Regions from separate parts of the Homo sapiens genome. Here region 2 is linked to region 1. Evidence: read pairs that join two places in POLR2A ChIA-PET (ENCODE). Cell type or tissue: OCI-LY7. All regions are shown on one strand. Each heading gives the region's core, and the rest is flanking DNA. Links, peaks and the distances in the headings are about the cores only. Region 1 overlaps EEF2K (eukaryotic elongation factor 2 kinase). Region 2 has its middle 4.2 kb from the start of EEF2K.

Region 1 (2,805 bases), core at 19-2,518:
TACAGCTCACTGCAGCCTCAACCTCCTGGGCTTGAACAATCCTCCCAGCTTGGCCTCCTGAGTAGCTGGGACTACAGGGGTATGCCACCATGCCTAGCTAATTTTTGTATTTTCTGTAGAGAAAGGGTTTTGCCATGTTGCCCAGGCTGGTTTCAAACTCCTGGCCTCAAGCAATCCATCCACCTCGGCCTCCCAAAGGGCTGGGATTACAGGCGTGAGCCATTGCACTTGTTCCAGAGTCATTTATTCCTAAAAACAGAGCTCTGAGGTCGGAATGTTTTTATCCTCAATTACAGATGGGATCTATTAGTCAGGATTTTTGTTTGCAAATGACAGAAACCCACTCAAACTGCTTAATCCGAAAAGGGAATTCATTGCCTTATGTAACTGAAAAATAATGCTGCCACAGGCACGGCTGGATGCAGGATTAAACTGAGGTTGTCAGAATCTTCCTCCATCTCTGGCCTGGGTGTTCTTCTGGGTTGGCGTCATTCTCAGGCAGCCTCTGCACTAGTGGTAGCACTCTGGCCCCCAGCAGGCCCAAGTTCTTGTTGGAATGACAAAACCTATTTCCCCAGAAGTTCCAATAAAAGTCCCAGAGCTGCGTTTCATTGGCTCTGATTAAGTCAGATCCCTATTGCCGAGCCAATCACAGTGGCCAAGGGGCAGGAATATGCAGATTGGGCACACCCTAGCCATGTGCCTGCCCTTAGAGCTAGGAATGTAGGTGTTCCACCCAGACCACAGGGACTGAGACTGGAAAAGGTGAGATTCCCAAGAAAAAGCGGAAGAAAGAGCTGGGAATGTATATTAGTCCGTTTTCACACTTCTGATAAAGACATACCCAAGACTGGGTAATTTATAAAAGAAAAAGAGGTTTAATGGACAGATAGTTCCATGTGGCTGGGGAGGCCTCACAATCATGGCAGAAGGCAAAAGGCACATCTTACCTGGTGGCAGACAAGAGAGATTGAGGACCAAGCAAAGGGGGTTTCCCCTTATAAAACCATCAGATCTCGTGAGACTTATTCACTATCATGAGAACAGTATGGGGGAAACCACCCCCATGATTCAATTATCTCCTACCAGGTCCCTCCCACAACACGTGGGAATTATGGGAGCTACAATTCAAGATGAGCTTTGAGTGGGGACACAGCCAAACCATATCATAGTGGATACTATGTCTGCTCTTTGGGAAACCCTGGGCTCAAAGAGGCTAAATGACTTCCCCAACCAGGCAGAGCTGTAGCCAGGTCTCAAATGCAGGCTTTTCAACCCCCTGCTAGGTTGGCACCTTCATTTGAGCCCCTAGGGTGATGAGTGACTGAGGCCAAGCAGAATTCCCTGTTGCCTTTCGGCATTTGAGGAAGGATCCATGCCTCTGCCCTGCATGAGCCCACAGCTGAGATCTTCCACAGCTTGAGCATCTACTACATACAACGCACAGTCTCCTGGGTGTGCAGAATTTATTGAGCACCTGCTGTTTGCAGAGCCCTTGATGAAGCATACTTGAGGCAGGCGCAAGAAGCCACAGTCCCCACCCTGGGGGGCTGTGGCTTCCTCTGCAATTTGCGGCCTTCCAGCCTGGCCTCCTTTCTCTTCCTCCACAAGCTTGTTCCTGCCCCAAAACCTTGGCCCTGGCTGTGGGCTTGGCGGGCATCTTGTGTCACCGTAATTCTTGCATGGCTAGCTACTTCTTATAGTTCAGGTCTCAGATCCTGTGTCACCTCCTCAGCCAGCCCATCTCAGACAACCCTAAGAAGTGGTCCCTCTGCCCCAGTCACCTCTGTCACATCATTCTAACTTTTTTTTTTTTTCCTGTTCTTTGGAGCAGTTAGTATGTCATTCATTTAGTTAATATTTTAGGTGCTTCTCTCCCCTAAAGGCAGAGATTTTATTTTATCATGTTCACTGCTGTCTCCTAGTGCCTAGGTGTCCAGTAAATAATACTGTGGTAGGCCTGGCACAGTGGCTCATGCCTGTAATCCCAGCACTTTGGGAGGCTGAAGTGGGCGGATCACCTGAGGTCAGGAGTTCGAGACCAGCCTGGCCAACATGGTGAAACCCCCGCCTCTACTAAAAATACAAAATTAGCTGGGCATGGTGGTGCACGCCTGTAATCCCAGCTACTTGGGAGGCTGAGGCAGGAGAATCACTTGAACACGAGAGGCGGAGGCTGCAGTGAGCCGAGATTGGGCTACTGCACTCCGGCCTGGGTGACAGAGCAAGACTCCATCCCCAAATAGTAGTAGTAGTAGTAGTAGTAACAATAATAATAATAATAATAATAATGTGGTTGACTTAAGGGAGGGAGAGAGACGTGGTTGTTTGAGAAGGTGCTGGTTGTCCACTGTGGCTGTACCACTGCCCCTCGCCCAGGGAGCCCTCTGGCCCAGCAGGTGGCCCTGCTGTAAGTTTCCTTGTAGGGATGGGACCAGCCTTTGGGCAGAACCCTCTGAGAACCGCCGCTCCCTGCCTTCCCCTCAGGCCGGTTCTCAGAACCCATTGAAGCCTTGTTTGGGGCAAGTTCTCACCTCTCAGATCAGGACCCCTTCGGCCTCTGCATCTGTTGTCTGCATGTCTGGTGACCCACTCTCCATGGATGGTCGTTTCCTTGGGAAACCTGGACCTAATCCTCCCAGGAGGTGGCATTGAGGAGGACATGGGAACCAAGGATGAGTCCTTGTGTAACAGGGCAAGAGGTGCAAGCTAGAGTCCCTAATCTCCCCTACTCCACTTTACAAACCATATGCACTATTTATACATTTTCTTCTGTGTACAAAATTAAACATAGACTTTATAAAA
Region 2 (2,805 bases), core at 116-2,615, 51 kb before region 1:
TATTAAAAATACAAAAATTAGCTGGGCATGGTGGCGCCCTCCTGTAGTTCCAGCTTCTTGGGAGGCTGAGGCAGGAGAATCGCTTGAATCCAGGAGGCGGAGGTTACAGTGAGCCAAGATCATGCCACTGACCTCCAGCCTGGGTGACAGAGCCAGATTGTCTCAAAAAAAAAAAAAAAAAAGAAAAAGAAAAGAAAAAGAGAAAAAGCCGGGCATGGTGGCTCACACCTGTAATCCCAGCACTTTGGGAGGCTGAGGCAGGCAGATCACTTGAGGTCAGGAGTTTGAGACCAGCCTGACCAACATGGTGAAACCCCATCTCTACTACAATACAAAAATTAGCTGGGTGTAGTGGCGGACGCCTGTAATCTCAGATACTTGGGAGGTTGAGGCGGGAGAATTGCTTGAACCCTGGAGGCAGATGTTGCAGTAGGCTGAAACTGCGCCACTGCATTCCAGCCTGGGCAACAAGAGTGAAACTCCATCTTAAAGAAAAAAAAAGAAGAAAGAAAGTACTTTCCAGATCTTTTCCTGTGCAAATATATAGGTGAATGAAAACTCGAAGCCCTGATGTGTCCCACTCTCATCCTGGGGCTGGCTTTACACAGGGTAGGAGAGGAACATGCGATCTAAAAGAAGAGTGGGGGTCGAGTGTGGTGGCTCATGCCTATAATCCCCGGCACTTTGGGAGGCCAAGGCAGGTAGATCACCTGAAGCAGGAGTTCAAGACCAGCCTGGCCAACATGGTAAAACCCCGTCTATACTAAAAATACCAAAAATTAGCTGCGCTTGGTGGCAGGTGCCTGTAACCCAGCTACTTGGAAGGCTGAGGCAGGAGAATTGCTTGAACCTGAGAGGTGGAGGCTGCAGTGAACCAAGATTGTGCCACTGCACTCCAGCCTGGGTGACAGAGCAAGACTCTGTCTCAAAACAAATACACAAATAAATTAACTAAATTAAATAAATACAAGACGAGTGGTGTCTCATCACTTCCTTAAGTCTTTCAGTAGCTACAGGTGGGCCATCCAGATGGCTCTGTGTTGGGCATTTCTCATACCTAGTAGGCCCAGGACCTCTGAGCCAAAGAGGTGAAACACACAACCCAAGCCCACTGTGCACAGGGAATTTGGGCAGTTAACAGTTTGGAAACCAGACCCTTCCTGTGGTGCCTGCGGCCAGTGCAGCTCTTCAGCCCCACCCTGAGCAGATGGGAGGATTACACCTGTCTTGTTGCAGTTGGGAACAGCCACGTGACTGTGACTGTAAGACCTGGGGCTCTATCACCATGGTGAGATGGAAACACCATGAGTCTTTTTTGTTTTGTTTTGTGACAGCTTTATTGCTGTTATAATTGCTGATATAATTCACACACTTTTTTTTTTTTTTTTTTGAGACAGAGTCTTGCTCTGTCACCCAGGCTGGAGTGCAGTGGTATGATCTCAGCTCACTGCAACCTCCACCTCCCAAGTTCAAGCGAGTCTCTTGCCTCAGCCTCCCAAGTAGCTGGGACTACAGGCATCCACCACCACACCTGGCTAATTTTTGTATTTTTAGCAGAGACGGGGTTTTGCCATGTTGCCCAGACTAGTCTACAACTCCTGGGCTCAAGTGATCCACCTACCTCGGCGTCCCAAAGTGCTGGGATTACAGGTGTGAGCTACCGCGCCTGGCCCATACACCCATTAAAAAAGTATAATTCAGTGGTTTTTAGTGTATTCACAGAATTGTGCAACCATCAGCACAATCAATTTTAGGACATTTTCATCACCCCAAAGAAGAAACCCTACAACTATTAATAGTCACTCCCCCTCTCCCCAAGCTCCCTTCCCAGCCCCTGGCAACCACTAATCTACTTCTCTCTTTATGGATCGATTGTCCTATTCACTGATATAAATGAAATCACATAGTATGTTGTCTTTTGTGTCTGGCTCTTTTCACATAGCATATTTTTTAAGGTTCGTCCGTGTTGTAGCATGTATCAGCACTTCATTCCTTTTTGTTGCCAAATAGTATTTCATTGTATGAATCTACTGCCTTCTTTTCTTTTTTGAGATGGAGTCTCGCTCTGTCGCCCAGGCTGGAGTGCAGTGGTGTGACCTCGGCTCACTGCAACCTCTGCCTCCCAGGTTCAAGTGATTCTCCTGCCTCAGCCTCCCGAGTAGCTGGGATTTCAGGCACATGCCATCACACCTGGCTAATTTTTGTATTTTTAATAGAGACGGAGTTTCACCACGTTGTTGCCAGGAGTTCAAGACCAGCCTGGCCTCAAGTGATCCGCCCGCCTCGGCCTCTCAAAGTGCTGGGATTACAGGCATAAGCCACCGCCTGGCCTACTGCATTTTAATTATGCATTCATCAGTCATTTGGATTGTTTTCACCTTTTGCCTATTATGAATAATATTCCCATGAACATTTTGTATAAGTTTTTGTGTGGACATATGTTTTCATTTCTGCTAGGATTTGAATTGCTGGGTTATACGGTAACTTCATGTTTAATTTTTTTTAAGAATTGCCAAACTGCTTTCCATTCCTACCAGCAGTGTATGAGGGTTCTAGTTTCTCCACATCCTTGCCAACACTTGCTATTATCTGAGATTTTGATTATAGTCATGCTAGTGGGTAGTGGGTGTGTTTTGACTTGCTTTTTTTGGTCACCCACGCTGGAGTGCAGTGGTGCAATCATAGCTCACGGCAGCCTCCAACTCCTGGGCTCAAGCTATCCTCCCACCTCAGCCTGTCGAGTAGCTGGGACTACAGGCACACATCACCGAGCCTGGCTAATTTTTCTATTTTGTTTTTTTGTAG

The links. Peaks named below come from ENCODE experiments on the same cell type or tissue, not always from the same donor. Only the 100,000 strongest peaks of a DNase experiment are listed, where the experiment ranks them.
Region 2: POLR2A ChIA-PET joins it to region 1 with 13 read pairs; 20 of 35 experiments call an interaction of 5 or more read pairs at or near these places.

Annotation. Positions count from the first base shown.
Region 1 is chr16:22,251,860-22,254,664 of GRCh38, forward strand. All of the region lies in intron 6 of EEF2K (eukaryotic elongation factor 2 kinase), which reads left to right. Among named protein-coding and RNA genes, the nearest start is that of TRL-AAG2-4, 44 kb to the right of the region's middle. In OCI-LY7, for the core only: no CTCF peak of the experiment used is centred there; no DNase peak of the experiment used is centred there.
Region 2 is chr16:22,200,703-22,203,507 of GRCh38, forward strand. No RefSeq gene overlaps it. Among named protein-coding and RNA genes, the nearest start is that of EEF2K, 4.2 kb to the right of the region's middle. In OCI-LY7, for the core only: no CTCF peak of the experiment used is centred there; a DNase peak (open chromatin) is centred at 1,219.